Regions from separate parts of the Homo sapiens genome. Here all the other regions are linked to region 3. The links are chromatin loops, found by intact Hi-C in ENCODE. Cell type or tissue: mammary epithelial cell. All regions are shown on one strand.

Region 1 (5,000 bases), 240 kb after region 3:
TCAAGTAGAGCCATCTGGGGTTGCTCAAAGTTGGAGAAATCAGTCTATGTACAGTTCTGCCTTAGTACCAAAAAAAGAGAGGTGCGATATTTATTTATTTATGAAATAGGGTCTCGCTCTGTTGCCCAGGCTGGAGTGCAGTGGCATGATCACGGCTCACTGGAGCCTCCACCTCCCATAGTCAAGTGGTCCTCCCACCTCAGCCTCCCAAGTAGCTGGGATTACAGGTGTGCACCACCATGCCCGGTGTATTTTTTTTATTTTTAATTTTTAGAGATGGGATTTTTTCCACATTGTCCAGGCTGGTCTGGAACTCCTGAGCTCAAGCAATCTGCCTGCCTTGGTCTCCCAAAGTGCTGGGATTACTGACGTGAGCCACCGTGCCCCGCCAAGAGTTGCAATATTTAGTAAAGCTCTTGCGACTAGTTGAGGCATTAAAAGAAAGCATTATGAAAAAAAATGTCTACTGGAAAATAGTTAAAACAAAATCTATTGGGGCAATATGTTCAAACTCACAGACTGCCATACTTAACCCAGTATTGATTTCATCCCACTGTTTTCTTTAGTGTCTGCTCATGGATCAGTTTTTTCTTCTTTACAACTGACCCACCCATGTAGTACACTACTGCTGGGCAGTCTGAGATCCATCCATCCTCAGATGCTGAACCGGTGGGTTCTCGGCACAGTGCTTTCAGTGTCCTGTGGTTATCCAGCTGTTTCATAGCAGCAAAGACTCTCTTGAGCTGTAACTGTCAATAGATATCTTTTTCTTCTCTTGTGTAACTAAAGGGGAAAAAAGTCTATAACTCATTCATTCATGTATTTTTCATTCAACAATATTCATGGAGCACCACCTACTGGGTGCCAGGCCCTGCTCAAAGCCTTGGGAATACAGCAGTGAACAAAGAACTCCTACCCTAATACACTAGTGGATGAGACAGAGAGTCAAGGAGTAAACAGATGCTTTATTTTATTTTTATTTTTAATTTTTTTTGAGACAGAGTTTTGCTCTGTCATCCAGGCTAGAGTGCAGTGGTGTGATCTTGGCTCACTATATCCTCTGCCTCCTGGGCTCAAGTGGTCCTCCCGCCTCAGCTTCCCAAGTAGCTGGGAGTACAGGCACGTGCCACCGCACCTGGCTAATTTTTGTACTTTTTGTAGAGAGGAGTTTTACCATGTTGACCAGGCTGGTCTCAAACTCCTGGGCTCAAGCAGTCTGCCCACCTTAGCCTCCCAAAGTGGATGCTGTTATAACCTAATGTCAAAGTAAACAAATAGAAACAAGTACCATTTTGAATAGGATAGACAGGAATGCCTCCCTAGGGAGGTAGCATTTGGAAGTGATCAAATTGAAGGGTCACACTGCATATACATCTCAGGCAAGGGAGTACCAAGCAAAGGAAACCACAAATGCCAAAGCCTGAAGCTTGCAACAAGAAGAACAATTCCAGAAACAATAAGAGAGGCTGGGTGTCGTGGCTCACACCTGTAATCTCAGCACTTCGGGAGACCGAGGCAGGCGGATCACCAGTTCAGGAGATTGAGACCATCATGGCTAACATGGCAAAACCCCATCTCTACTAAAAATACAAAAAAAAAAAAAAAAATTAGCCAGGCATGGTGGTGGGCACCTGTAATCTCAGCTATACTCGGGAGGCTGAGGCAGGAGAATCACTTGAACCCAGAGGTAGAAGTTGCAGTGAGCCAAGATTGTGCCTTTGCACTCCAGCCTGGGCAACAAGAGTGAAACTCCATCTCAAAAAAAAAAAAAAAGTGGGGGGGCTGGGCGTGGTGGCTCACGCCTGTAATCCCAACACTTTGGGAGGCCAAGGCGGGCGGATCATGAGGTCAGGAGATAGAAACCATCCTGGCTAACATAGTGAAACCCCGTCTCTATTAAAAATACAAAAAATTAGCCGGGCGTGGTGGCATGTGCCTGTAGTCCCAGCTACTTGGGAGGCTGAGGCAGGAGAATTGCTTGAACTTGGGAGGCAGAGGTTGCAGTGAGCCGAGATCATGCCACTGCACTCCAGCCTGGGCAACAGAGCGAGACTCTATCTCAAAAAAAAAAAAAAAAAAGCCAGTGGGGCTAGTATAACAGGAGCAGAGGGAAAAGAAATACCATCGGGCAGTTCACGCAGGGCTCATTGCCAAGGATTTATGTCAGACTTGTGCTGTAAGAAGATTACTCTGGCTACTGTATGGAAAATTAAGATGGGGTGGCATGTTGCAAGAGTGGAAGCAGGCAGGCCAGCTAGAAGACTACTGTAATAATCCAGCTAAGATGATATTGGCTTGGATCAAGGGTCCTGATGCAGTTGGCAGAAGCAGTCAGCTCCTGGATATATTTAGAAAGGAGAGCCGATTGGATGTGTGGAGGAGTGGGTTTGAGGAGGAAGATCCAGAGTTCTGCTGAGGACATTTTAAGTTGAAGATGCTTAGTTTATATCCATGCCCTGCCATGCAGGCAGATGTAAATCAGGAGCTCAGGGACAAAGTTGAGACTAAGAATGGGAGGTGTCGATGCAGAGAAGGTACTTAAAGTTTTGGTTGAATTCCAGGGTGTATAAGTTGTTAGGGAAGTTAGCGTGCTTGTTCTTGAGTTGCTGGAAAGGCATATAAATGACACAAATACATGGCCACAATATGTATTTTCTCAATAATATTTGGGGAAATGTTCTGGGCATCAGGTTTCCCGTCTAACTTTCCCTGTAGGAAACGGATAGTCATTGAAGTAATTTTGATTTGGGTGAGTTGTTACACGGATAGCGAAGTTGTAAGTTCTCTTGCCACTTTTCTTGTTCTGCACCTTTCGAGAGTCATTATGAGAACTGAACACTAGGGGGACCCAGTTTCCTTACTTATGCAACGGCGGCTGGCCCAGCTGTACGCTACGATCGCCCTCACTTAGGACACATGCAATATAAACACAAATCTGAAAACAAGGGCAGCTTCTCTTTTCTCAATGCAATGTATATTTATAGCAGTGATCATTTTTGCATGTAACATGTCTGAATTCCTTAAATAGGTCATTTTAAGTAATGTGCATAACCATTACAATTTTTCTTTTTTGAGACAGGTTCTCACTCTTTGCCAAGGCTGTGTGCAGTGGTGCCATCTGGACTCATTGCAACCTCTGCCCCCTGGGCTCAAGTGATCTTCCCACCTCAGCCTCTCGAGTAGCTGGGACCACAGGCATGAGCCACCACACCTGGCTAATTTTGGTTTCACCATGTGGCCCAGGCTGGTCTTGAACTCCTGAGCTCAAGCAATTCACTCACCTTGGCTTCCTGAAGTGCTGGGATTATAGGGATGAGCCACCACACCTGGCCACCGTTTAAAGATTTAAAGGCAATGGTTTCTAAACTCTAGTTCCTTGTGAGCCCCATATTTGCAAACTTGTGAAAATAAGGATCATGATTTCTTATTTTTTATTATTATTATTATTTTTGAGATGGAGTCTCACTCTGTTGCCCAGGCTTGGGTGCAGTGGCGCGATCTTGACTCACTGCAACCTCCACCTCCCAGGTTCAAGTGATTCTTCTGCCTCACCCTCCCAAGTAGCTGGGATTACAGGCGTGCACCAACATGCCCGGCTAATTTTTGTATTTTTAGTAGAGACAGGATTTCACCATGTTGGCTGGGCTGGTCTCGAACTCCTGACCTCAAGTGATCCACCCACCTCGGCCTCTCAAAGTGCTGGGTGGGATTACAGGTGTGAGCCACCATGCCCAGCTGAAGGATCATGATGATTTCTAATTTACAATAGTTGAATTGGAGTATGGAAATCTAAATCTAATAAATACCACCTGGTGATTTGAATCTGTGCCACAAGAATGCTGACATAGAATCCATTTTCTATTTTATCACCAGGTATTAAGCAAAGGGAAAGGCAAATAAATGCTCAAAAGCTACATTACATGCTATTGGAGTATAAAATGTATAACTTTGTTAAAAGGTTTGGACACATTTTGTATTAGTTACGGATACATAGGTCTTAAAAGAGTACATGATCTTAATTCTTTTTTTGAGACGGAGTTTCGCTCTTGTTGCCCAGGCTGGAGTGCAATGGCGCAATCTCGGCTCACTGCAACCTCCGTCTCCCGGGTTCAAGCAATTCTCCTGCCTCAGCCTCCCGAGTAGCTGGGATTATAGGCATGTGCCACCACGCCCGCCTAATTTTGTATTTTTAGTAGAGACGGGGTTTTTCCATGTTGGTCAGGCTGGTATTGAACTCCCGACCTCAGGCGATCCACCCGCCTCGGCCTCCCAAAGAGCTGGAATTATAGGCGTGAGCCACTGCGCCCGGCCCAACTCATTTTTATAACTAGAATAATTTTAGTTTTGGGGAGAGAAAGTCTACATAAGGTTTATACTGAAACTTCTTGAAGTCAACAATCTTAAAGCAGAATCTTTTTAATCAGGAGAAATGAAAACATAATTAACAGCCTGGTGTGGTGGAGGTGGAGGTTGCAGTGAGCCAAGATCGCACCACTGCACTCCAGCCTGGACAACAAGAGTGAAACTCCATCTCAGAAAAAAAAAAAGGAAAAAAAAAGAAAACATAATTAACAAATACGTTAGCTATAATGCCAAGCACGGTGGCTCACACCTGTAATCACAGCACTTTGGAAGGCCATGGTGGGCAGATCACTTGAGGTCAGGAGTTCAAGACCAGCCTGCCCAACATGGCAAAATCCTGTCTCCACTAAAAATACAAAAATTAGCTGGGTGTGGTGGTGCATGCCTGTAATCCCAGCTACTTGGGAGGCTGAGGCAGGAGAATTGCTTGAACTCGGGAGGTGGAGGTTGCAGTGAGCCAAGATCGTGCCACTGCACTCCAGCCGGGGTGACAGAGCAAGACTCTGTCTCAAAACAACAACAACGAAAAAGTGTTAGCTGCTTGATCTTTCCTATTTTGGGGCAGTTATGATCTAAGAATTACTTTGACCACAATGAATCCTTTCCCATGAGTCAGGACTGTTAGTTTTCAGAGCTTT
Region 2 (5,000 bases), 98 kb after region 3:
GGCTGGTTGGCATCAGCTTGGCTGGTAGACATACCTACACAGGGCTGCATCGAGCCTGGGACATCACAGGAGTGATGACAGGTGTGAAAGCCTCCACAGTCACAGGAGAAGGGCCCTTCTGATCAGCACCACTCCCTCTGACCCCATGAAAAGCTGTCATTTCCTAGGTAACTGGAGTTGCAGACAGCACAGAAAGACCCTGAGTGAATTCTCTTGGCTCAGGGAAGGAAATATATCCCATCCATTCTTCTGGCTTACATTAGAGCCCTCATTTGAACCTAAATCTGACCACTTCACTCACCTGCTCTTTGGGGAAAAATAGCACCACCTCTGTAAGGCATAGACCTTTCCTATCCATCCCTGCCTGCCTGTCCCACCTCACACTCCCCTTGTACTATATGCTCAGTGAACAGCAATCAGCATGCCCTCAGACACACCAGACTCTCATACATCCCTGTACTTCGGCAGGGGCTGCTTCTGCAGGTGGGGTCTTCCTTCCTCTGCCCAGCGGAAGCCTCAGGATCCTCCAAGCTTGAAGGCTCTCTCTTCAGTGATGACTACCCCCACTCTTCAAGTAGAATCGGAAGCTCCCTCTCACCACAGTCTTAATTTTATATTTCTCCTGGCTGGGCACAGTGACTCATGCCTGTAATCGCAGCACTTTGGGAGGCCGAGGCAGGCAGATCACATGAGTTCAGGAGTTTGAGGCCAGCCTGGGCAACAGGGCAAAATCCCATCTCTATTAAAAATACAAAAAAATCTCTATAAAAAAAAAAACAAAAAAAATTAGCCAGGCATGGTAGTGCCTGCCTGTAGTTCCAGCTACTTGGGAGGCTGAGAAGGGAGGATCACTGGAGCCCAGGAGGTCAAGGCTGCAGTGAGCCGAAATCACGCCACTGCACTCCAGCCTGGCCAACAGAGCCAGACTTTGTCTCAAATAATAATAATAATAAAATAAATAATTATGTTTCTACAATTGTAGTGAGACCAGCTTTTCTGTATCATGTCAACAATTCTTCTAGTGTTAGCCCTTACCAGCCTCAGTTTCCTTACCTGTAAAACGGAGATAATAATTGAACTAGCCTGTCGCATGGGTGGGAAGATTGATTCCTGAAAGCGGCTGGTGCCTGGGGAGGTGGGACAGGGTAAGTAAGGTGGACAATACAGGGCTCATTCATGAGCAGCAACCCCCGTGGGCCACCTGAGTTCTGTCCTACTGGGAGCCTCTGGGAGAAACAACATAGAACACCCTCAGAAGAGCCATACCCGGTGGGGAGGAAGCTTGGTACTTTTCATCAAGCAACTGTCTTTCACTATCAGTTGCAGGCTGATCCAGGGGGCATCCACTCCCTGGCACTCTGGCCACATGTGTGGCAGTCATGTTCCTATGGCCAGAGAAAACCCCCTGAGCAGAGAGGCTCGGGCACTTACAGTAGAAGTCCCTGATGTTGGGTGGGATGTCAACACCATCTGATGCCATTCACCTGCAGCTCTGCCATTGGCTGGCTGAGGGAGCTTGGCTCCTCTAGAAAGATGTATTTGGCCGGGCGCAGTGACTCATGCCTGTAATCCCAGCACTTTGGGAGGCCGAAGGGGGCTGATCACTTGAGGTCAGGAGTTCGAGATCAGCCTGGCCAACATAGTGAAACCCCGCCTCTACTAAAAATATAAAAATTAGCCAGGTGTGATGGTGCGCACCTGTAATCCCAGCTACTCGGGAGGCTGAGACAGGAGAATCGCTTGAACCTGGGAGGTGGAGGTTGCAGAGAGCCAAGATCGCACCACTGCACTCCAGCCTGGACAAGAGAGTGAGACTGTCTCAAAAAAAAAAAAAAAAAAGTAGATATATTTGACTGGGGGCACCCTAAGGTACCTTGTGGTGGGCCCAGTCCTCCATCAGCCCACATCCCCCAAGGCTGGGCACTGTTAAGCTGCCCTTGGGTGGGCCATTTAGCCTCAAGGGACTTTGAGGGCAGGGGCCATGCTCGTTTTGCTCATCACTGTGTCCCTGGTACCTCGAGCAGTGCCCAGCAGATGCCAGCCTCCAAGTCCACATTGGCTGCCTGGCTGACAGCACGTGGTGCAGAATGAGGTTATGGCAAAGGAAACCCTGACATTCAGCCTCAAACCCGGCCCCAGGACCCCAAGCAATGGAAGACCATGACCACTGCCTTTGCATCTGTGAGTAGGTTGTGGTGTAAGATACGTTTTAAGATCTATGTATGTAAGATAACGTTTTTAACTTTCAAATATCACACTTCGGATGCAGAAAGGGCAACTTATAGGAGCTTTAAATTCGTAGGTGGTTGTCTGGGTTACCTTATATGACTCGGATCTGGGGTGGGCTGCCTGCACTGCAGTCCGTGGATCTCTGTCTCAGTCTCCAGGCCCAGGACGCAGCTTGGAAACCTAAACGGAATTGTCTTTATCACAACTCACACCAGTCACTTAATGAAATCGAGCTGCACAAATCGACCCAAAGGGGTGCCCTCCACTCCTGCCCCACGTGTCCTCGGACGCTTCCCAGATGTGGTCCCCGGCACTCCAGGGCCCAGGTAAGGGGCCAGGGTTACCTTTTGGAGAAATGCCATCCTCAGCCTGTACTGCCGGCCTTGGTACCGGATTGTCATCTCCTGGCGCCTGGATGGATTCACGGCCAGAGCACCAGTGGGAGACAAGAGGAGAAGCCCCCAAGTTCGAAAGGCAGCCTGGCTCGCCCCAGCCCTGGGTGGTCGACGGGGAGGCGGCTGGGCGGGGAGGGCGCGGGCCGGGCCTCCCTGACCCTCACTAGGCGCCTCCAACTTGGAAAGCAGCTGGAATCCGCGCCAGCCAATCCGCGAGCGACGACGCGGGCTCATTAGCATGCGCTGCGCGGGCGTCCACCTGCCGCCAGGTGGCGCTGTCCGGCCCCCGCCGGGACCCCGCCGAGCGGCAGGTGAGACCCGCAGGGCAGGGCCCCGGGGGGCGGAGGGGTACGGGGGGAAAAGGAGGAGGGAGAGGAGGAGGTGGAGGGAGAGGGGGTGGAGGAGGAGGTGGAGGTGGACGAGGAGGAGGAGGAGCTGCCGGGAGGAGGGAGAGGAGGATGTGTGGCAGAGGGCGAGCCTTAGACCGCACCACTAAGGCCTGGGGAAGTGAAAACAGATGCAACACGCTTTGGCTCCCTGGCTAGCCAGCCCCAAGTCATTGAATGGCACTAAGCAAATTATTCGGGTTTTGCCATTAAAATGGCAAAGCCACAATTACTTTTGCTCCAACCTAATATTTAAACTTTATCAGCGTCAGTTACCCCATCTAACCCGAGAAAAGCAAGTGGGTAGGAAATGACTCCTGTCGATCATGTGCTGTGAGGACTGAATGAATAACTGGGTTAAAGACTGGCAGTGGGGTGTGCTTGGTGGTGAAGAATGCTGCTCACGGGCCAAATGGGCTGGCTCTGAGCCCTGGATTTGCCACCTAGCTGTAGGATCTCAAGCAAGTTATGGAACCTCTCTGGGCTTCCTTTGTCTCATCTGATGAGTGAGAATCACTGCACTCTCCCCAGGGGGTGGGCGGCGGTTTGTTTGGTTCTGGTTTTGGTTTTAAGATTACTGAGCTGATTCATGTACAAGCGCTTAGAACTATGACTGACACTTGGTGAATGTCCAGTAACCAATAGTTTCTCTCCTATGTCTCTTGGGACCTTAAAAAAAACAATTTACTAGGCGTAGTGGTTCCATTATATACATATATACATTATATACATAGTCTGGCATATATATATATATATATGTATATATAATATATACACATATATATATTATTCTGAGAATAATTCTCAGAATTCTCAAAATAATATGAAAACTGTTGGAGTCATAATTGGAGGTAAAATATAATCTCTGGAATCAGATTACTTGGGGTCAAATATCAACTCCATTACTTACTCTCTGTGTGGCTTTGGGCAAGTTACTTAACCCCTCTGTGCTTTGATTTCTGTAAAATGGGGATGGTACAATGATAGGGGACAAAGGAGTAAAGAATCAATAGATACCAGTTGTTGTTACTATTGTCAACATTAAAATCTTTAAAGATAGTTTAAATATGGAATGCTAGCTACATCTCTGGCAGGAGGAGATTTTCCAGGTTTAACATTCAGGATCAGGGACGTTCCCATCTTTTATTTCTAGAGCCAGGTGGCCTGAGCATGGCAGACAAAGCTGATGTCAGATGGAGGCATGTGGGCATTTATCATAAGAGGTATGCTCAGGAGATATGTCTTCAGATCATCTGTGTCTCATTCCCATGGAAGAGCCGCGTTCCCACCAAGCTACAAAGACATCTTAGCTCTAGGTTAGAGTACTGGAATAAAAGTTTCAGAAATGAGACTCTGAAGTCTGGTTGACTCACAGGGAAATTACTAGGCAGAAAGCCATGAGATGTAGCTTCCAGCCCTAGCTTGGCCACAGCCATGGTGAATGACAACGTGGAAACCAGGTTTTCAAATTTAGTTGAATGGGTTCAGCAAAGCAATTTCAAAATCATTTCAACTTTGTATGTATCTGTGATTGGTTCCCATATTCTCTTATTTTGCTAATTTGGGCTTTCTCTCTCTTTTTTCTTTTATTCTTTTTTTTTTTTTTTTTTGAGACGGAGTCTCGCTCTGCAGCCCAGGCTGGATTGCAGTGGCGTGATCTCGGTTCACTGCAAGCTCTGCCTCACGGGTTCATGCCATTCCCCTGCCTCAGCCTCCCAAGTAGCTGGAACTACAGGCGCCCACCACCACACCTAGCTAATTGTTTGTATTTTTAGTAGAGACGGGGTTTCAGCCTGTTAACCAGGATGGTCTTGATCTCCTGACCTCATGATCTGCCCGCCTCGGCCTCCCAAAGTGCTGGAATTACAGGCGTGAGCCACTGCGCCCAGCTTCTTTTATTCTTAATGAGGTTAATTTTTTTATTATTATTATAATGAGATACATGTATTATTTTTCCTTGAGAACCAGGTTTTACTTGAAAGTTAGAACT
Region 3 (5,000 bases):
CCACGCATATGTTCATACAGTGGTCCCAGGTGGTGATTTTTGCCTGGGAAAATAAAGACGATCACAAGAGAGAGCAAGTGTGTGTGTGTCTGTGTGTGTGTGTGTGTGTAAATCGTGGAGTGTGTCACAGTGTGGGGAAATGAACAACAAAATCCTCTCCTCTCTTTTCTCAGTACAGTTGACCTTGAACAATTAAGGGGTTAGGGCGCAGACCATTATGCAGTAGAAAATCCAAAAACTTAACTACAAATAGCCTACTGTTTACCAGAGGCCTTACTAATAACATAAACAGTCAATGGACACATAAGTGGATATGTATCTACATATATATTTTATGGATTCATGATACCTTTTCATAACTTTTTTCTATTTCTAGGCTATGCAGTTCATCTGCAAGTTTTTTCAGATTGTTGCAAATCCCCCCAAGTTTTTAAATATATTTACTGAAAAAAAAATCCACCTATAAGTGGTCTCGTGCAGTTCAAACCAGTGTTGGTCAAGGGTCAACTGCATTTTTTTAAAAGCTCCTGGGTGCTTCATATTAGAAAAGGCTGCACAATTTTAAACTAGTTGGCATTTGTCCCATAGCTCTATAGAGGTCCTTCCTTTTCAGCATGAACTTTAGGGCGTTCTTTGGACTGAGATCACAGACCAGTGATGCTCTCAACTAAAATGTAACTGATCTGACAAAAGTGCCATGTAAACCATCTTGCCCATAGCAAAAGACAGTTGATTGCTTAGTAAAATTAAATAAGCAATTATTCGTGATAGCCAGTAAGTGGAAAGCACTCAGATGTCCATCGATAAAAGAATGGATGAACAAAATATGGTGAAGACTACAAGGGAATATCATTTGGCCTTAAAAAGGAAGAAGATTTCGGCTGGGCATGGGTGGCTCACGCCTGTAATCCCAGCACTTTGGGAGGCTGAGGGGGGCGGATCACAAGGTCAGGAGTTCGAGACCAGCCTGACAAACATGGTGAAACCCTGTCTCTACTAAAAATACAAAAATTAGCCGGCCGTGGTGGCGGGCGCCTCTAATCCCAGCTACTCAGGAGGCTGAGGCAGGAGAATTGCTTGAACCAGGGAGGCAGTGGTTGCAGTGAGCCGAGATGGTACCATTGCACTCCAGCCTGGGCGACAGAGCAAGACTCCGTCTCAAAAGCAAATGGTTAAAATGGTAAAATTTATGTTACATACGTTTTCCCACCAAAAATATTAAATGAGCACACAAAAATATGTACACCAAAGTTCATAGCAGCATTATTCATAACAGCTAAAAAGTCAAAGCAACCCAAATGTTCATTAACTTACAAATGGATAAGCAAAATGTGGTACATACAAACAAGGAAATATTATGGGGTCATTAAAAAGGAATGAAGGAAATATTATGCAGTCATTAAAAAGGAACCACGTGGCCAGGCGCAGTGGCTCACGCCTGTAATCCCAGCACTTTGGGAGGCCGAGGCGGGTGGATCACCTGAGGTCAGGAGTTTGAGACCAGCCTGGCCAACATGATGAAACCCCGTCTCTACTAAAAATACAAAAATTAGCTGGGCATGGTGGCGGGCGCCTGTAATCCCAGCTACTTGGGAGGCTGAGGCAGGAGAATCACTTGAACCCGGGAGGCAGAAGTTGCAGTGAGATGAGATCACGCCACTGCGCTCCAGCCTGGGCGACAGAGTGAGAATTTGTCAAAAAAAAAAAAAAAAAAAAAAAAAGGAACAGAAGCGCTGTTATATGCTGAAACACAGACAAGCCTTGAAAACATTATGCTAAGTGAAAAAAGACAAAAGGTCACATATTGCATGATTTCGTTTACATGAAATGTCTTGAAGAGGTGAATCCGTAGGGGTAGAAAGTAGATTTGTGGTTGCCTAGGGCTGGGGTGCAGGAGAAGCAGGAATAGAAGATGATTCTAATGGGTAAAGAGTTTCTTTTTAATGTGGCAAAAATGTTCTAGAATTAGTGATGATGGTTGCACAATTTAGTGAATACACTAAAACCCCTGAATTGTACACTTTTAAAAAGTTAATTTCATCATATGCAAATAATATTTCAATTTAAAAATCTTTTTAAAAAGTAAATGAGCAAATTGATGATTTATCTGCCCTGTTCATACCTAAAGCCTCAGGAATCTCATGAGGAGATTGCTAATAATACGGTTTAAATAATGCAGGGAAATCTTTTCGCTGGATTCTCACTAAGGAATTAGTGGGGGGGAGATAATAAATTCAGGGTGTATGTTGTCACTTTGCCACTAGATGGCACTATAACCACTTATTCGCCAGTCCATCCATCTTTTCTGGGTTTTGTTCTAGAGCAGCAATTAGACTTGATTAGGGAGATGATTATCAACAATCCATATTATCATGTAATGTTTTGCATCCGGCAGTCAGCCAGGCTAAAGGCATGTCCAGTAGGATTCGTTTCTGGAGCAGTGCCACAGACAAGTGGATCTTGGGTAGTAAGCAGCTGAGTGTCAAGGCTCAGGAGTGATGCCCCCAGGGCTGGGTACTGAGCAAGGAAGTAAAAGAATCCCGTAAAGGTAAATATTTCAATGAAGGTGGTGAATGCACAGCCTGGTTCTGATCTGGCCTCGTGTTTTTTTGTGGATGCTTCTCCGGGAAGTGCAGTATATTTAAAAAGCCACAGTCCTGGTGCAGTGGCTCACGCCTGTAATCCCAACACTTTGGGAGGCCGAGGCAGGTGGATCACTAGAGGTTAAGAGTTCGAGACCAGCCTGGCCAACATGGCGAAACCCTGTCTCTACTAAAAATACAAAAATTAGCCAGGTGTGGTGGCACGTGCCTATAGTCCCAGCTACTTGGGAGGCTGAGGCAGGAGAATCACTTGAACCTCGGAGGCAATGGTTGCAGTGAGCTGAGATCATGCCACTGCACTTCAGCCTGGGCAACAGAGCGAGACTCCATATCAAAAAAAAAAAAAAGTCACAGTTCCCCTCATGAGGTGACATTCAGAGATGGGACAAAATGTGGCCCTGCCCATTTCACTAAAATCCACACCCTCCTAAGGCCCTGAAGAAATCAGGCCAGGAGCTAAGGTGATGGCTGTCAATCACCACACATTGGAATCATCTGGGGAGTTTCCAAAACTTCAAGGATTCCAACCCCCACCAATTTAAAAGCAACTTTAGGGATGAGATCCAGGAAAACATGTTTTAAAATATCCCCAGGCAGACTGAATGTGTAGAACCACTGAGCTAAAGAGAATCAGGAAGCCAGGCGCAGTGGCTCACGCCTGTAATCCTAGCACTTTGGGAGGCTGGGGAGGGCAGATCACCTGAGGTCAGGAGTTTCAGACCAGCGTGGCCAATATGGTGAAACCCCATCTCTACTCAAAATACAAAACAATAGCCAGGTGTGGTGACAGGCACCTGTAACGCCAGCTACTTGGGAGGCTGAGGCAGGGGAATCGCTTGAACTAGGGAGGCGGAGGTTGCAGTGAGCTGAGATCATCCCACTGCACTCCAGGCTGGGCGACACAGCAAGACTCTGTCTCCAGAAAAAAAAAAAAGAAAGAAACAAAGAAAAAAGAAAATCAGGCTGGGAGACAAAAAGAGAAAGAAAGGGAAAGCCTGCCTGTCTCCCTTCCCTTCCTCCAGGTTCATTATATTTAGAGGCTGACTAGAAGGAGCGGGGGCTCCTCGGGTGACAGTGGGGGCATCCAGGATGGATGGAGCCCTCAGAAATGTGAGGGATCCTGATGTAGATTCTGTGAGCAGGTGCAATTTTCCCCCAGACGGTGGGGCCTCTTTGAGTCTATGGAAAGAACGAGTCTTGGGCTCAGGTCCCATTCTTAAAGCTGTGAAAGGAAGCAACTGTTTAAGGGCATAAGCAAAGCTCTGAAAACATCTGCTGAGAAATTCCCCAAACCCTAGGCTAGACATTAAAGGACTCTTTCTAAAAGTAAGTTATTTTAATTTTTTTTTGTAAACAAAGACCCACCACTGAATTCTTTCTTGAGGAAGTACTGGAAGCTCTGTCGACCTTTGGGGTCTCGGATCAATTCGCTGAAGTTGAAGGCCCATCGTTCCACTCGCATCTTGGTTGGGATTTCCACCCTGCAAGGATGATTTGTAAATGCACCAGAGAGGTAGCGGTTGTGACAGGTGGTGGCCTGGGTTGGGGTGAGGGCCTTTAGTCTCATGGCCCAGGGCTCAATTCAATCCTCCTCCTCCCAATCCCTGCATAACACACAAGCCAAGTAATCACTTGCTAGGAAGATGCAGCCACAGACAAGTCCCCCGGGGCTCACATCAAAGACATGACCATCCCAGAGGTGAGGAGGATGCCCACCGTGGGGAGCCCACACTCAGGTCCTGCTCACTTAACCTTAAGGACAAACGAATTCAAATGCCTCCTCCAAGGCATGGTAACAGCCTGGAGCCTGGCCAGCAGAGGGTCAGGCTGCCACCTGGACTAGGAGAGAATTCTGGAGCAGCATTGGTGATGGGTGCTACAATCACTGCCACCTGCTGGGTGCCTATCACCCACGACAGCTGCCCCCCTACCATGGCACACCCTGGCTTCTGGTGGGAGCCGGTGGCTCCTCCTGTACCTGCCTCAGGCCATGTGCCTCGGAGTAGACCCATTTGCCATCTCTGCACTCCCTTTCAGGGCTTCCTCTAAGATGCAGGTCCCACTGCACCTCCTTGTTTGGAAAGATTTCCCTGATCCCAGGTAGGATATTCGAGCCCAGCTAGCAGAGATCTAACATTCCAGAGAATCAGAAAAAGACTCAGTGTTCTCTCCTATCCCTTATGGAATTCTCCTAAACCTAACACAGACCTTTGAAACTAAGGTTTCAAGTCCCTCACACCATTTTTCCCACTGATGTAGCAGCTAGGACCAGAACCAGGCACAATTCATGTCTATGGGATCCAAGATAAAGCATGCCAAGCAAGTTTTACACTTTCCATAAGAACAAGTGTACAAACAATAAGAAAACTGATAACATTAACAACTGCCATTCACAAA
Region 4 (5,000 bases), 170 kb after region 3:
CCACTGAAGATCTTTGCCATGTACATTTGAGTTGATCTCTTTTCTGTCTTTAGCATTTACATTTATAAACAAGTGGAATTTAGTGGCAGAAAGTTGCCTTTAAAAAAAAAAACCTTCCCGTTCAATGTATTATGCTTGTGACAACTCTGACATTTGTAGAAATAATAAGATGGAAACAGGATGTCATAAAGGGGAAGTTATAATACAAAAAATTCAACAGATGTTTATGTAGCTATTGCTCTGTACAGGGTAAAATTGCTATCCTAGGATACAGGGAGGTGTAGCAAAGAGATTTTGAGTCTAAATTTGACATGTAGGACTACATATAAAAATAAAGAAGTGCCATGAGTGGTATAAACCGTAAGTGCAAAAGATATTGAGTGAAGAGTATGATTACCGAGAGTTGGGAAGTTGCAGTGGAGGTAGGGGAAAAATAAGAATCAGGATACATTAAATTCTTGGTTCTGCCACTGAAACAGTTTTGTTGGCTAAGCCACCTAACTTCCCTGACCCTTAGGCTTCTCATCTGTAAAATGGAGCATAAGGTTACTTGTTCTCCAAGCTGTCTTCCAACTTAAAATTTATCTTTGCTCCCTGTATAATAGTAAGAACCCCAGAAGGAGAGGTGGAAGCAGAGGCGTGTGGGGGAAATGGTGTTAGGCAGAGGAGGTAGGAATATGCACAGAATTTTCCAGAAGCATGGGGAGATGAGCATGGAGCTTGTTTCATAGGGAAAAGTAGGAGATAATGTTGGAGATAGTCAGTTGGGACTAGCTGGAGACTTCAAACACGAGACATGCTAACTGCATAGCTAATTCAGCATTTTATCAGATACTATTATATTTCTCCTGTTTTAGGTAGTTCTTGGTAAATACTTTTTGACTCAGCAGCACAACTGAACAGTATCCTTGATCCTTCAGTGTTCACCAAGTTTTTCCCAACATCCTTATGTTTCTCATTCAGGTGAACTTCTCAGTATTATATCAGTAACTCTGCCTCCTTTTTTTTTCTTTTTCTTTTTCTTTTTGTTTCTACCTCCTTTTTAAGAAACAAAATCCATAGTATTCCTCTTTAAGGAAACTGTCACCTACTTGGGGAAGGCTAGATTCTAGAGACTGCATGTAGAGGCTGTAGCTCTCTGGAAGGTGTGTAGGTGGGGGAAGTGGAGGCTGCAGATTGGAAGAAGAAGGTGGTGTGGAGCTGAAGAGTAAAGTAGGGAGGCAGGAATTAGAGATAGTTTGATCTGTATTCCTTGACTTTCATCTTTCTTGGTGACCTGAAAGTTGCTTAAGGTTGTGGCGCTATCATCCTAGTGTTGAGGCCAAGACAAGTGATCTGCAGTCATACCTCTCATGACACATGAAACAGTCTTCTTAGGCTCAAGTATTTCATGAAATGCCCTAAGTACCAGTGAGCTAATTACAAGAGGCAACTGCTACCATTTAGGAAAATTATAATTACAGTGGTTCTTGCAAGTAGATGATGAGCAACCTTAAGAATCACCTGTGAAGTGGGTTTTTTTTTTCCACTTTCTTCCTTATATGGTAGGTGGTATTTTTTTTTTTTTTTTTTTTGGAGACAGCCTCACTCTGTCGCTCAGGTTGGAGTGCAGTGGCGTGATCTCAACTCACTGCAACCTCTGCCTCCCGGATTCAAGCAGTTCTCCTGCCTCAACCTCCCTCCCAAGTAGCTGAGACTACAGGAGCCCATCACTATGCCCGCCTAATGTTTGTACTTTTGTTTTGTTTTGTTTTTTGAGACGGAGTCTCGCTCTGTCACCCAGGCTGGAGTGCAGTGACGCGATCTCAGCTCACTGCAAGCTCCGCCTCCCGGGTTCACGCCATTCTCCTGCTTCAGCCTCCCGAGTAGCTGGGACTACAGGCACCCGCCACCGCGCCCGGCTGATTTTTTGTATTTTTAGTAGAGACGGGGTTTCACCGTGAGCTCGATCTCCTGACCTCGTGATCCGCCCACCTCGGCCTCCCAGAGTACTGGGATTACAGGCGTGAGCCACCGTGCCCAGCCTAATGTTTGTACTTTTAGTAGATGGGATTTCACCATGTTGGCCAGACTGGTCTTAAACTCCTGGCCTCAAGTAATCTGCCCACCTTGACCTCTCAAAGTGCTGGGATTACAGGCATGAGCCACCACGCCCAGCCTTGTTTTCTTAACTGATAGAAGTTTTGAATATTTGGTTTTGTTTTGGCCTCTCCCATCATTCTTAGGAAAGCCTTTTGTTGTAAAGGAGAAATTAGCATGTCAGTGTTCCTAGTTTCAAAGAGAGTCCAATTCTGTGATACTCACTTTTTTCAAACATATATATTATTTAACACTATATGCAAATATTTAGAGGGATACAGTGACTAAGAAGGCAAAAACTGTCCCCAGGAACAATACATTGTAGAAAAGGAAATAAAACAAGTACACAGATGATTGCATATGAGGTAGAAAATGACTCATGCCATAGGAGGTGCTGATAAAACCACTATGGAAATTTAAGCAAAAGGTTTTCTTAGATTTTTAAAGGGCCCCCAGTGGCTGCTTGTGGTGGTACGCCTGTAATCCCAGCTACTTGGAAGGCTGAGGCAGGAGGACTGCTTGAGCCTAGGAATTTGAGACCAGCCTGGGAAACATAGTGAAAACCTATCTCTTTAAAAAAAAAAAAAAGGCGGGGGAGGGGTGTGAGGTGGGAATTTGGCTTTACTATATAAATAAATCTGGATGATTTGAGAAAGACAGGTGCACTTTGGATTTCTGAGGCAAGAGAAAGGACACAAAAGTGCTAGTGTTAAGATCAGAATTGTAGAAAAATTATTAGGAAGTCAGTAAACTAGATTTTCATAAAATGGTTTCTTTCCTTCTGCTTCAGAAAGTAGTGAGCCTTAAGAATATGCTGGGAAAAGAGGCCGGGCGCGGTGGCTCACGCCTGTAATCCCAGCATTTTGGGAGGCCAAGGTGGGCGGATCACCTGAGGCCGGGAGTTCGAGACCAGCCTGACCAACATAGAGAAACCCTGTCTCCACTAAAAATACAAAATTAACTGGTCATGGTGGCTCATGCTTGTAATCCCAGCTACTTGGAAGGCTGAGGCAGAAGAATCGCTTGAACCTGGGAGGCGGAGGTTGTGGTGAGCCAGGATCCTGCCATTGCACCCCAGCCTGGGCAACAAGAGCGAAACTCCGTCTCAAAACAAACAAACAAACAAACAAAAAATTGAATGTGCTTGGAAAAGGTTCATGTATATGTCTTTATAACCACTGTTACATTTTGATGAGTTTCCTTGTAATCTCATTTTCTATGCAATTTTCTTAAAAGGGGGTTCATACTATATTAGATCTTGAATGATCTAGAAGTTCTGTATTTTAATGAACCCCCTCTGCTTCATATTTTTTGATGAATTTGTGATTCTTTAGTGTAAGATTCATTTGGCAAAAAATTATTTCTTTAATTATACTTACTTTGGAAACGGCTTTATTTTACAGCCTATATAAACTTGGCTTATGATTTGTGAAAATGAGTACTGTTTTGTTTTTGTTTTTAATGGAAAGTCTTACATCTAAGCCATAGAGTATTTTCTAGTCATGGCTTCCTGATATAACTATAGATCATCATTCCCTTTGGGGATCAGATGATAAAGTGATAAATTGTATTTGTCAATTATGTTGGTATTGGGACTCTGACCTGACTCAGAGGGATAGTGTAGTCTTGATTTGAAGGATTTGAGGTTTGTTTAAGGGTTGGATGTGATTTTTGTGTTGTCTTATGGTTTTTTTTTTTTATTTTGGTGGAGAGTAGTGATTTGGTCTTATTTTGGGAGTATAAAATATAGAAAATTGTATAGTTTTTGGGTTTTTAGTGATGATTAACTAATATATAAAATCATAGTAATGTTTGGCAGAGTAGGCCTCTCATTTTAACTCTGAAAATTAAAACCTTATACATTACTTATAATTTTTTTTGTTGTGTCTTATCTGCTGTTTTCATCATAGTGCAGTTTTTTTACCTGTTTACCACGTAAAACGATGGAGAGTGCTGCTGCTTAGTCGTGGCTCACTGCAGTCTTGAACTCCTAGGCTCAAGTGATCCTCCCACCTCAGCCTCCCAAATAGCTGGGACCACAGGCGTGCACCACCACACCCGGCTAATTTTTTTTTTTTTTTTTTTGTAGAGATGGGATCTCTCTATGTGTTCTAGGCTGGGTCTCGAACTCCTGGGCTCAGGCGATCCTTGCTCTTTAGCCTCCCAAAGTGCTGGGATTACAGGCATTGAGCCACTGAACCTGGCCAGGGAGTGCTGCCTATTAAGCATTTTTAATTGCTTATTTACCTATCATGCAATGTTTAGGTGTCTATTATAGAAGCAAATTAATTTTGTAAGTTTAATTGAGGTTTCAAGTTCCTTAGAGTCCTATTGCTAAAATATAAGTAGCACTTAACGATAACTTTTCCCATCCGCGCTTCTCAGCACGTTCAGTAATGTTACATCTGGAGTATCAGGTCCATTAATTTTTAACCACAAAATCTGAGTTAGCTTGAAAGCTGTGGACTATGGTGAACATTTGAAAATAGGCTCTAGGGGTATAGACAAGTAGGCAGCTAGAACTGTAGTACAGTAGGAAATAAAGCTTGTCAGAATTGTCAAATAAGTTTTTTTAAAAGAGGAAGCTATATATAGACTTAATTTTATTGTTTATGATTCAGATATCCCAAAAGAAGGCCTGATAGTTTCTTGTGAGACGTGGTGAATTATGAAGAATGCAAATACTGCTTGAAATCCACTTTTACAGCTGGGTGTAGTGGCTCATGCTTGTAATCCCAGCACTCCCGGAGGCCGAAGTGGGTGGGTTGCTTGAGTCCAGGAGTTCGAGACCACCCTGGGCAACATAGTGAAACCCCATCTCTACTAAAAATACAAACAATTAGCCAGGCATGGTAGCAAGTGCCTGTAATCCCACCTACGCTGGAGGCTGAAGTGGGAGAATCACCTGAGCCCGGGTGGTC
Region 5 (5,000 bases), 350 kb after region 3:
CTGAGGTCCTTGCAGCCCCACGGTCCCCAGGCTGGTGACTGGTGGGGGAGTATGGAGTCCAGCTGACCACCAGAGCCTGCACACCTGCTGCTATGGGGGAGGAAAGGATGACTTCTACCTCCTTTCCACATCCCAAATTCCACGTGACTACATTTTATTGGCAGCACCCCGCTGGCAAGCGAGCCTTGATGTGTGCTTCCTGGGCTTCTGGCACCTGCACAGAAAGGGGTGAAATGAGTGTCACGAGCAGCCACCACTCTGCATCACACCTCCACATCCAGGTGTGCTGGAGAGCCCCACTTACACTTGGAGGTGTCCTGGCACACTAACCCACTTTTGGTAGGTGTTTGGGTGTCCAAGGCTTTGCAAAAGAAGAAGGCGGGGAGTCTACGGTGGAGTCACATGGTGGAGACCTAGCTAAGTCAGAGGCCTGGAGAGGTGTCACTAGCTGGGCAGCAGGTAACACACAATCATCCTGAGCTGATTGGAGAAACACCTGGGATTGATTCAGAGATTTTTCTGGAATGTTTTCACTGGAATGAAAGCTGAGCGGTCTACAGGCCATATAGTATTGGAGACAACTTAGCCCTCATTGAAAAAGTCTGCCAGAGAAAAGGTATCCACAGGGAAATTCAGGAGTTTTGTTTGTTTTTTCTTTTTTTTTTTTTCTTTTAAGGTGGAGTTTTGCTCTTGTTGCTCAGTCTGGAATGCAATGGCACGATCTCAGCTCACTGCATCCTCTGCCTCCTGGGTTCAAGCAAGTCTCCTGCCTCAGCCTCCCTAGTAGCTGGGGTTACAGGCATGCACCACCATGCCCGGCTAATTTTTGTATTTTTAGTAGAGACGGGGTTTCCCCATGTTGGTCAGGCTGGTCTCAAACTCCTGACCTCAGGTAATCCACCCGCCCTGGCCTCCCAAAGGGCTGAGATTACAGGTGCGAGCTACCACGCCTGGCTTGTTTTGGGTTTTGGGGTTTTTTTGTGTTTTGTTTGTGTGTTTGTTTGTTTTTGGAGACAGTCTCTGTCACCCAGGCTGGAGTGCAGTAGCGTGATCTCGGTTGACTGCAACCTCTGCCTTCCAGGTTCAAGTGATTCTCCTGCCTCAGCCTCCCGAATAGCTGGGATTACAGGCGCCCACCACCATGCCTGGCCAATTTTTTTTTTTCTAAAAACAGTTTCAGCATGTTGGCCAGGCTAGTCTTGAACTCCTGACCTCAAGTGATCCACTCACCTTGGCCTCCCAAAGTGCTGGGATTACAGGCATGAGTCACTGTGCCCCGCCAGGAAATTCAGTTTCTGAAAATACACCTGTGGATCTCTAGCCTTGAACATCCTTGGATGCTGCTTTAAATGACTGATCCTCGATGCCTCCCTTCTAACTCACACTCCCCTATATCAATCTCCCAGAAAAAGGGACCTCTTTTATTCTTTTTTTTTTTTTTTTTTCCAGAGACGGGCCTCACTTTGTTGCCCAGGCTGGTTTTGAACTCCTGGCCTCAAGTGATCCTCCCGCCTTGGTCTCTCAAGGTACTGGGATTACAGGTGGGAGTCCCCGCACCCAGCAAAGCCTGTATTAAACCCGTTTATGCACACTCGGCGGTACTGCAGAAACGGCAGGGAGGAAGCAGAGGTGCCCTGACATCTTCAGCTGGAGGTGAGCAGGGCGCTGAGGGTGGGAGAGGCCCGGCGCCTGGGGATGGGAGGCAGGACAGCACCTTCACAGGGACGCTTCCACCCTACCCCGGAGGTCAGGGCCTCTCGCCCAGCTCTGGCTCTGAGGTCCTGGAGGGAGGGAGATGCTGTTGCGACTCAGAAGATTGGGGGAGGGACACCCCCATTCGAGAAGAGTGAAAATCCTGAGCCTGAAGAAATGGAACCGGTTGGAGCCTAGGCTTTAGAGGATGGCGTTCGAAAGAGGGTTTGGCGCCCCCCTGTGGACCGTTCGGGCTCGCAGGGCCGAAGGCTCCGAAGACTGAGACCTGTGAACCATGGGGAGGCTCCATGCGGATGCGGGCCACAGCCCCCGCCGGAGCCCCCACACTAGCCCTGGACTTCTCCACTGGCTTACGACATGAGAGCTCAATATGCTCCTTATTTAACGCACTGTTGTATCAGGTCCCTGTGGGAGCCACTGGCTCTATGGCCTAATAAAGGAGCGGGTGCACGCACTGGATTGGTGAGCTACCGCCACTGCAACGCGTCCTAATCAACCATCCTAAACGGCGGCTGGAACAAGGTTCTCGCAGGCCTGTGCTTGGGCTTGAACGCTGGTCCAGCCGCTGCGCTCTGTGGCTCCCTGTAGGCCTGCGGATCAGCCAGGGGCCTCCGTTCCTTTTGGGCGGAGGCTGAAGAAGCAGCGGCTGCACCAGAGAAGGCCCTCTGGGTGAAGGTGGGAGCGCACGGGGCCCGCGGAACCACCTAAGGCGACTTCAGACGTGGGCTCGGAACTGGCAGCCTTTGGTTTCTGCTTCATTCCAAGGCCAGAGCAATCCACATGGGCAAACCCAAAGCCAGGGGACAGGAAAGTATCCTCCACCCACAACGAAACCATGGCAAGCGGTGGATGCAGGTACCGCCAATAGTCTATCTATCCCGGTGAGTGAGGAGACCTGCTTTGAGGGTTGCACAACCTGGATCTGCTTTTACAGTGGTGTCTATCACTATGAAGACTCCACCATGGGTCGCCATCAGGTCAGGGACCCTGACAAGGCAAGAACTGCATCTTCCTCTGCACACAGCTCTGCTCCCTTCCCCGCCATGCCTAACACCAAGCCCAGCCCTGAGGGATGACTCAGGAATATTACTGAGAGCGTTTTAGGCCATTCCTTCATTATCCCCATGTGACTTGTTATGAAATATAGACTGACTTCCTGAAGATCAGCACATAGTGCTAAGTATTTGGCTTGTAATCTGTAGAGACTCTGCCATTTGGAGCTGGGATCTGTCCCCAGAGCTGTCAGACACCAAATCCCGTATCTACTGCCACCCAAAGGGACCTCCAGAAGAAAGGGGTTATACAGGGTCAAACACCAAGGCAGGTTAGTGAAATTTCTCTAGAGGCCATTTAAAGCTGGAGTCTCACCACCTGAATTGCCCTCAGAGGAAGGCTGTCTAGGGCACAAACCTAGTCAGGGGTCCACATGGACTTAAGGACAATTTTTTTTTTTTTTTTTTTTTTGAGAAACTCTCATTCTGTCATCAAGGCTCGAGTACAGTGGTGTGAACTCAGCTCACTGCAAGTCTCAACCTCCTGGGCTCAGGTGAGTAGCGGGAACCACAGCCTCCCACCTCAGCCTCCCGAGTAGCGGGAACCACAGGCTCATGCCACGATGCCCAATTAATTTTCTTTTAAATTTTTTGTAGAGATGAGGTCTCCCCGTGTTGCTCAGTCTAATCTTGAACTCCTGGACTCAAACGATCCTCCTGCCTCTGCTCCTCAAAATCCTGGGACTACAGGTGTGAGCCAACGCACCTGGCCTCTTAAGAATAATTTTAAAAACAATGAGGTTCACCGTCAGAGCCCCTGCTGCTCTACCAAGTCCCTTGGCCCCTCTCAACAGGGCAAAAGCAAGATGAGCCCCAGATGTTCTGCTTAATGACCACCTTTCCCAGGAGACTTTGCTCTTTAAAGGAGAACCACTTAGAGATATGAGCAACCTTAAAGAATGCCACCAGCACTAGTGAATGCCAGACACGGGCCATGTGGGTGGAGAGTATATTTTAGGGCAGTCACTCATGGTAAATTATTTCCACCAGCCCCCAGAAGTGACTATTCAATGTCCAACTATGTCAGGCCCAGGCTAATAAAAGTAGAGGCATGAGGAACCTAGGGTTGTTCTGAAGTGCCTTGATTATGGTATATGTGGAAGATTTTAGAGCTTGTTGTAAAAAGTGATGACCCATGGCCCCCCAGGCTGGGTCTGGGATTGCCTTTGTGGATTACAAGAGGATATTATGCAGCAGTTTTTAAAAATGAGGCAGACTGGGACAATCTATCTCCAAGATGCATAGGTGCCGTTAAGGGAACAAAGCAAGATTTAGTAGGGCGTGTATAGTATGCTACTGTGCGCTGTGCGTTATCTGTACAGAACTGTGAGGTCTGATACAGTAGCCACTAGCCACATATGGCTATTTACATATAAATTTAGGTTGGCCACAGTAGCTCATGCCTGTAATCCTAGCACTTTGGGAGGCCAAGTGGGAGGATAGCTTGAGGCCAATAGTTCAAGAACACCCTGGGCAACATAGTGAAACCCCTTTTCTACAAAAAATTTATTTATTTATTTATTTTTATTTTTTTTGAGACGGGTCTCACTCTGTCACCCAGGCTGGAGTGCAGTGGCGCAGTCTCAGCTTATTACAACATCTGCCTCCTGGGTTCAGCGATTATCGTGCCTCAGCCTCCAAGTAGCTGGGACTACAGGCACGCACCACCATGCCCAGCAAATTTTTGTATTTTTGGTAGAGACAAGGTTTCGCCATGTTGGCCAGGCTGGTCTCGAACTCCTGACCTCAGGTGATCTGCCCGCCTCAGCCTCCCAAAGTGCTGAGATTACAGGCATGAGCCACTGCGCCCAGGCAAAAAATTTAAAATTGTAAAAATCAGCCAAACATGGTGGCATTCATCTGTAGTCCCAGCAACTTAGGAGGCTGAGGTGGGAGGATTTCTTGAGCCCAGGAGGTCAAGGTTGCAGTGACCTATGACTGCACCACTGCACTCCAGCCTGGACAACAGAGTGAGGCCCTGTCTCAAAAAATAAATAAATAGGAGTTTGAGGCCATGTTCACACATCACTGCAGTCCAGTCTGGTAAACAGAGCAAGACACTGAGTCTTTAAAAAAAAAAAAATTTTTTTTTAAATTCAGCTCCTAAGACACACTAGCCACATATCAAGTGCTCAACTGCCCCGTGTGGCTAATGGCTTCCAAACTGGCAGCACAGGCAACTGTTTTCATCACTGAAGTTCTGTTGGACAAGAATACCTCTGGAAGCACACACGA
Region 6 (5,000 bases), 130 kb after region 3:
TAGAATACAAAGCCCAGGCCGGGTGCAGTGGCTCACACCTGTAATTCCAGCACTTCAGGAGGCTGAGGTGGGCAGATCATTTGAGGTCAGAAGTTCGAGACCAGCCTGGCTAACGTGGTGAAACCCCATCTCTACTAAAAATACAAAAAAATTAGCCGGCCATGGTGGCGCACATCTGTGATCCCAGCAACTAAGGAGGCTGAGGCAGGAGAATTGCTTGAACCCAGGAGGCAGAGGTTGCAGTGAGCCGAGATAGTACCACTACACTCCAGGCTGGGCAACAGAGTGAGACTCTGTCTCCAAAAACAAAAAAGAATACAAAACCCACTCCTTTTTCTTCCCCCTTTTGCACAAGCCCCCCACCCCCTCAGATAAAAGCTCTTGCTCTTACTGTACTGTGCCAGCATCCCTACTCTAACCTCTGCTCTCTGGCTGAAGAAGTGATTGCTTAGGCTTGTGGGAATTAGTAAATCCTTCCTCTCTTCAGAGTTAAGATTCTGGATATAACCCCAAATAGGCATTTTTTTTTTTCTTATTGCTGCATCAGGCCCTTTCCACCAGAAACAGATCCTGTTTGGGGACACACCTGTGGCTGTGAGTGAGCCTGCGCATGAGACAGAGAGCAACCATGTTTAAATCATAAAAGGAAGGGCTTTGGAAAGATACAGAGAGAGCATTCTGACAGTGACAACGTTGCTAAACCTTCAAAGGGCTTTTAAAGAAGTTTTGTTGTTCCTTCCTCAAAAAACCTAAAACGGAACCTCCCATTTATGGACAAACACTGAGCCTGGGGGTTCTGTAATTTAATCCTACAATAAATCTGTGTGTGTAACTCCCAGTTTACAGATAAGAAAGGCAAGGCTCTGTTCTATTAACTGAGTTCTCCCTGGGGTTCTCCCCACTGTACTACATCCTTCTCTGGAAAACCAAATGAATAGCAAACAATCTGATATGGGCCAGGTGCAGTGGCTCAAGCCTGTAATCCCAGCACTTTGGGAGACCGAGGCGGGCAGATCACGAGGTCAGGAGTTTGAGACCAGTCTGACCAACATGGTGAAACTCCATCTCTACTAAAAATATAAAAATTAGCCAGGCGTGGTGGCGCACACCTATAATCTCAGCTACTCAGGAAGCTGAGGCAGGAGAATCGCTTGAACTTGGGAGGCAGAGGTTGCAGTGCACCATTGCACTGCAGCCTGGGTGACAGAGCAAGACTCCATCTCAAAAAAAAAAAAAAAAAATCTGATATGATCCATACTGGTTTCCACAGAAAAGTCGATTCCCTCGCTATCTTTAAAAATATATATATGTATGTATATATGTACGTATATGTATACATTTGATATAGAGATGGGATCTCGCCATGTTGCCCAGGCTGGTCTCAAACTCCCGGGTTCAAGTAATCCTCCCACCTTGGCCTCCCAAAATGCTGGAATTACAGGTGTGAGCCACCACACCCAGTATCTCACTATCTTAAGGGAGCTTTTCCTATTATAGTTCTGTTAATGAGCAAAGAAAGGGGAAACAATCACAAATACACAATTGCTTGCCACACACCCAGCACCTTCCTTTGTTTTTATTTTCTCCTCTTCTCCTCTTTGGGCCTGGCATAACCTTTCCACAACCAGGAGAAAGCTAATAACTAAAGCAAATGAGGGCCAGGTGCATTGGCTCATGCCTGTAATCCCAGCACTTTGGGAGACTGAGGTGGGCGGATCGCTTGAGCCCAGGAGTTTGAGACCAGCCTGGGTAACATAGTGAGACGCCCTCCGATCCCTACAAAAAATTTAAAAATTAGCAGGGCATGGTGGCATGTGCCTGTGGTCACAGCTACTTGGGAGGCTGAGGAAAGAGGATTGTTTGAGCCTAGCAGGTAAGGCTGCAGTGAGCAGTGATCTCACCACTACATTCCAGTCTGGCGACAGAGCAAGACCCTGTTTCTAAATAAACAAAGTAAATGAGGGACCTCAGCTACAGTGCCTCATCTGCTAAGCCCTTTAATTCTGTCATTCTGACTCAGCAGTTGCTGCCTTTCCCTGAATCCTATCGTGAGCAGGCCTTTCTTTTCTGTAGCAGCTGACACAGGAGTTTAAAGAAAACTTATGATATTATTTGCACTGGGAGCCCACGTGTTATGGTCTGACAAAGGCTGCATGGACCATTTCTCAGCACCCTCTGAGCCCTTACTGCTCGATGATAAACTCAACCAGAGGACATGCCCTGGCATTTTGCACTGAGGTAAAGGCCGGGTCTACAGGCCATGACATGTGATGCTACCTGTAGACAGAGCAAGCTAGCCAGGAGTGTGGCTGCTGGAAGGGGCAGGTCCAAGCTTGCTAATCCAGTGTTCCGAGGGAAAGAAAACTGCTGTCTGCTGCCGGGTTGTGAGCAGAAGATCTTTACATGGAGGAATGAATTGAGACTGCCAACTTGAACTTCACTGGAGAAACAGAATTTACATTCAAGCATCCTTAGGCCAGGCACAGTGACTCTCCTCTGTAGTCATAGCACTTTTTGAGACCGAGGTGGTAGGCTCACTTGAGGCCAGGAGCTCAAGACCAGCCTGGACAACAAAGTGAGAACCTGTCTCTACAAAAAATAATTAGTCGGGTGTGGTGGTCTGTAGTCCCAGCTACTTGGGAGGCTGAGGTAGGCCCCTTGAGCCTAGAAGTTGGAGGCTGCAGTAAGCTGTGATCATACCATTGCACTCTAGCCTGGGTGACAGAGTGAAACTGTCTCATAAAAATAAACACATAAATAATTTAAAATTATCGTTATCCGTTTCTGGCAAGGCGCAGAGCATTGACAGGCAATAAAATACTAAAAATGTATCCTTCTGCTTTAAAAGCTGTAAGTAAAAATAAAGGAGAAGGGGTGAGCACGATGTTTTGAGTTTTTCCGAATCTCAGATTTACAGGCAAAGCCTTGTGATGAGTGTTACATACAGATTGCCCTTAAACCTATCTGACGCAGTAAGCAAGGTGGAAGGATTTTAGGAGTGCCAGTGTCCCTTTAAGACAGTACCAGCTTCTGACTTTGGAGGAGCTGAGGTCTCAGCTGGTCAACAGCAGCCCATAGGTCTTTTTTGGAGGCTGAGAAAAAATACAACCAATAATTAAAGTCATGTTTTCGGTTATTAACAACAACAAACAAAACCACCACCAATTTGATTCCACATGTCTAGTTTCATACAAAATTTTCCACATGAGAGGCTTATTCTGGTAAAGGCAACATCAAATTTCATTACACACACACACACACACACACACACACACACACACACAAAAGGGTTTCTTTTTAAATCTTCCTACGGTAAGTGAAAAATGTGTGGGGCTTGTGCATCATACAAATAAACAAACAAACAAGCTTGGCTCCTCTTTTCTTATTTCTCCATCAGCCACCTGGAATATTTTACAAACCAGAGCCTGAGTTCAAAGTACAGAACATCTTACCAGGATCTGTCTGAGCTGGGGAACTTCAAGATGGCAGTCAGCCTGAAAGGGGCTGGAAAAATAATAAAGTACTGAACTCTATGGTGCCTGGAGGTTAAGTCCAGTTAGCTACTTGTCTCAGGTTTGAAATTCATACACTTGGGCATTCTGGGCACTACGGCAATTTTTGTACATCAAAAAGAGCAAGGGGGGCCAGGCATAGTGGCTCATGCCTGTAATCTCAGCACTTTGGGAGGCTGTGGTGGGAGGATAGCTTGTGGCCAGGAGTTCAAGACCAGCCTGAACAACATAGTGAGAGCCTGTCTCTTAAACAACAACAACAACAGAAAAAGTCAAGAACACTGGGGCAGGGTGCAGTCATTCATGTCTATAATCCCAGCACTGTGGGAGGCCAAGGCAGGAGGATCACGTGAGCCCAGGAGTTCAAAATCAACCAGGGCAACATACTAAAAATTAAAAAATTTGCCAGGCCTGGTAGGGCACACCTGTAGTCCTAGCTACTCAGGAGGCTGAGGTGGGAGAATCGAGGCTGCAGTGAGCTATGATAGCGCCAGTGCACTGCAGCCTGGGCAACAGAGCGAGATCTTATCTCCTACCAAAAAAAAAAAAAAAAAAGCACTGGACTAAGCAGCTTCCAGTTCCAGCTCTGCAACTGGCCACAGTGAATGAGGCTTTCAGAGAGTCATTTGCTAAATGGGAGCGAGGTTAATGTTGGGTGTTCCTAGTCGGGCTACTGTGAGCAGAGAATGAGATAAAGTAGGTCAAAGTGCTTTGAGGCATTTAAAACATGACACAAATGCAAGGGATTTGTATTTTGGGAGGGCTTGGGAATTCCCTTCCTTTCCCTATGGAAGGTAAGAAAAGTCTACGCCTGTTTTATCTGTAAGGAAGGGTTAGAATCCACCTATTTTGTACTGATGGTGAGACAAAAGAGAGTTTCGTAATAAGAAGGCTGGATTAACACAAGGTTTAACCATCAAGTAATGTGACAGATTTTTAAATAAACATCTAAATGGGCGTTGTCTCATCCTGAGTAGTAAGTAGTCACCTTGGCAGGGGAAACACTTATTTAAATTATATTTCCCATCAAAAAAAATTTTTGACACCTCTTTTGGAACTGTTCCTAGAGCCTTTGGCACATTCTTCTGAACATGTCTGAGGGTGACACATTTTTTGTCCTTTGTGGATGATTCTGATTTTTGTAAACAGCCCAAAGTTATTTGGCACAAAGATTGGCAAATAAGCTAAGTAAGACCTTTTTTTTTCATTGAAAATAAACTGTAACTATAAGAAGCCTATCTTTCCAGAAGAGTTAGAAATAGATTTCAAGACTGGCAGTATTGTTGGAAAGAGCTTGTTTCTTTCTAAGGTGACAAGAGGAGAAAAGCTATTTGGAAATGTATTTCGTTTTTAATCACACCTTTAATTATTTATCTTGCAAGACGGACACTGAACTGAGTTTCCAGAAAGAAACGAACATTGCAACTAATCAACAGCTGCAATTATTTTATCACAGCTCCACAGGGCATCTGAATCTATTTGCATATG

Evidence for each region. Hi-C counts contacts between places; a loop is a spot of excess contacts. Peaks named below come from ENCODE experiments on the same cell type or tissue, not always from the same donor. Only the 100,000 strongest peaks of a DNase experiment are listed, where the experiment ranks them.
Region 1: it touches region 3 in a loop (18-fold over the local background); 27 of 110 quality-filtered maps call a loop at or near these places.
Region 2: a loop joins it to region 3, with 7 times the contacts of the local background. A loop is called at or near these places in 19 of 110 quality-filtered maps.
Region 4: a loop joins it to region 3, with 3 times the contacts of the local background. A loop is called at or near these places in 2 of 110 quality-filtered maps.
Region 5: it touches region 3 in a loop (16-fold over the local background); 13 of 110 quality-filtered maps call a loop at or near these places.
Region 6: it touches region 3 in a loop (9-fold over the local background); 11 of 110 quality-filtered maps call a loop at or near these places.

The regions. Positions count from the first base shown.
Region 1 is chr17:64,959,832-64,964,831 of GRCh38, reverse strand. It overlaps LOC107985000 (a long non-coding RNA gene), which reads left to right and starts at 2,068. Exons shown (of 3, transcript XR_001752973.3): 1 at 2,068-5,000. In mammary epithelial cell, CTCF peaks have their summits at 831 (motif pointing left) and 2,827 (motif pointing right); a DNase peak (open chromatin) is centred at 4,991.
Region 2 is chr17:65,098,616-65,103,615 of GRCh38, reverse strand. LOC105371864 (a long non-coding RNA gene) reads left to right here and starts at 2,904. Exons shown (of 3, transcript XR_934923.2): 1 at 2,904-2,935. It overlaps LOC100507002 (a long non-coding RNA gene), which reads right to left and starts at 2,804. Exons shown (of 3, transcript NR_110801.1): 1 at 2,574-2,804; 2 at 2,320-2,409. RefSeq lists a silencer at 2,708-3,037. In mammary epithelial cell, a CTCF peak has its summit at 2,890 (motif pointing right); DNase peaks (open chromatin) are centred at 2,855 and 3,465; H3K4me3 peaks cover 789 bases; H3K27ac peaks cover 649 bases.
Region 3 is chr17:65,196,210-65,201,209 of GRCh38, reverse strand. RGS9 (regulator of G protein signaling 9) reads right to left here. Exons shown (of 19, transcript NM_003835.4): 13 at 3,969-4,084. Among named protein-coding and RNA genes, the nearest start is that of RGS9, 61 kb to the right of the region's middle. In mammary epithelial cell, a CTCF peak has its summit at 2,267 (motif pointing right); no DNase peak of the experiment used is centred here.
Region 4 is chr17:65,024,982-65,029,981 of GRCh38, reverse strand. The region is part of intron 2 of GNA13 (G protein subunit alpha 13); the gene reads left to right. Among named protein-coding and RNA genes, the nearest start is that of GNA13, 29 kb to the left of the region's middle. RefSeq lists enhancers at 416-1,355, 1,356-2,295. In mammary epithelial cell, a CTCF peak has its summit at 2,534; a DNase peak (open chromatin) is centred at 2,461; H3K27ac peaks cover 483 bases.
Region 5 is chr17:64,844,936-64,849,935 of GRCh38, reverse strand. LOC105371860 (a long non-coding RNA gene) reads left to right here and starts at 3,179. Exons shown (of 2, transcript XR_934918.4): 1 at 3,179-3,259; 2 at 4,866-5,000. It overlaps LOC105376844 (a long non-coding RNA gene), which reads right to left and starts at 125. Exons shown (of 4, transcript XR_934912.4): 1 at 1-125. RefSeq lists an enhancer at 1,836-1,885. In mammary epithelial cell, a CTCF peak has its summit at 1,913 (motif pointing left); no DNase peak of the experiment used is centred here.
Region 6 is chr17:65,061,824-65,066,823 of GRCh38, reverse strand. No RefSeq gene overlaps it. Among named protein-coding and RNA genes, the nearest start is that of GNA13, 7.6 kb to the right of the region's middle. RefSeq lists an enhancer at 2,093-3,059. In mammary epithelial cell, no CTCF peak of the experiment used is centred here; a DNase peak (open chromatin) is centred at 2,213; H3K27ac peaks cover 2,365 bases.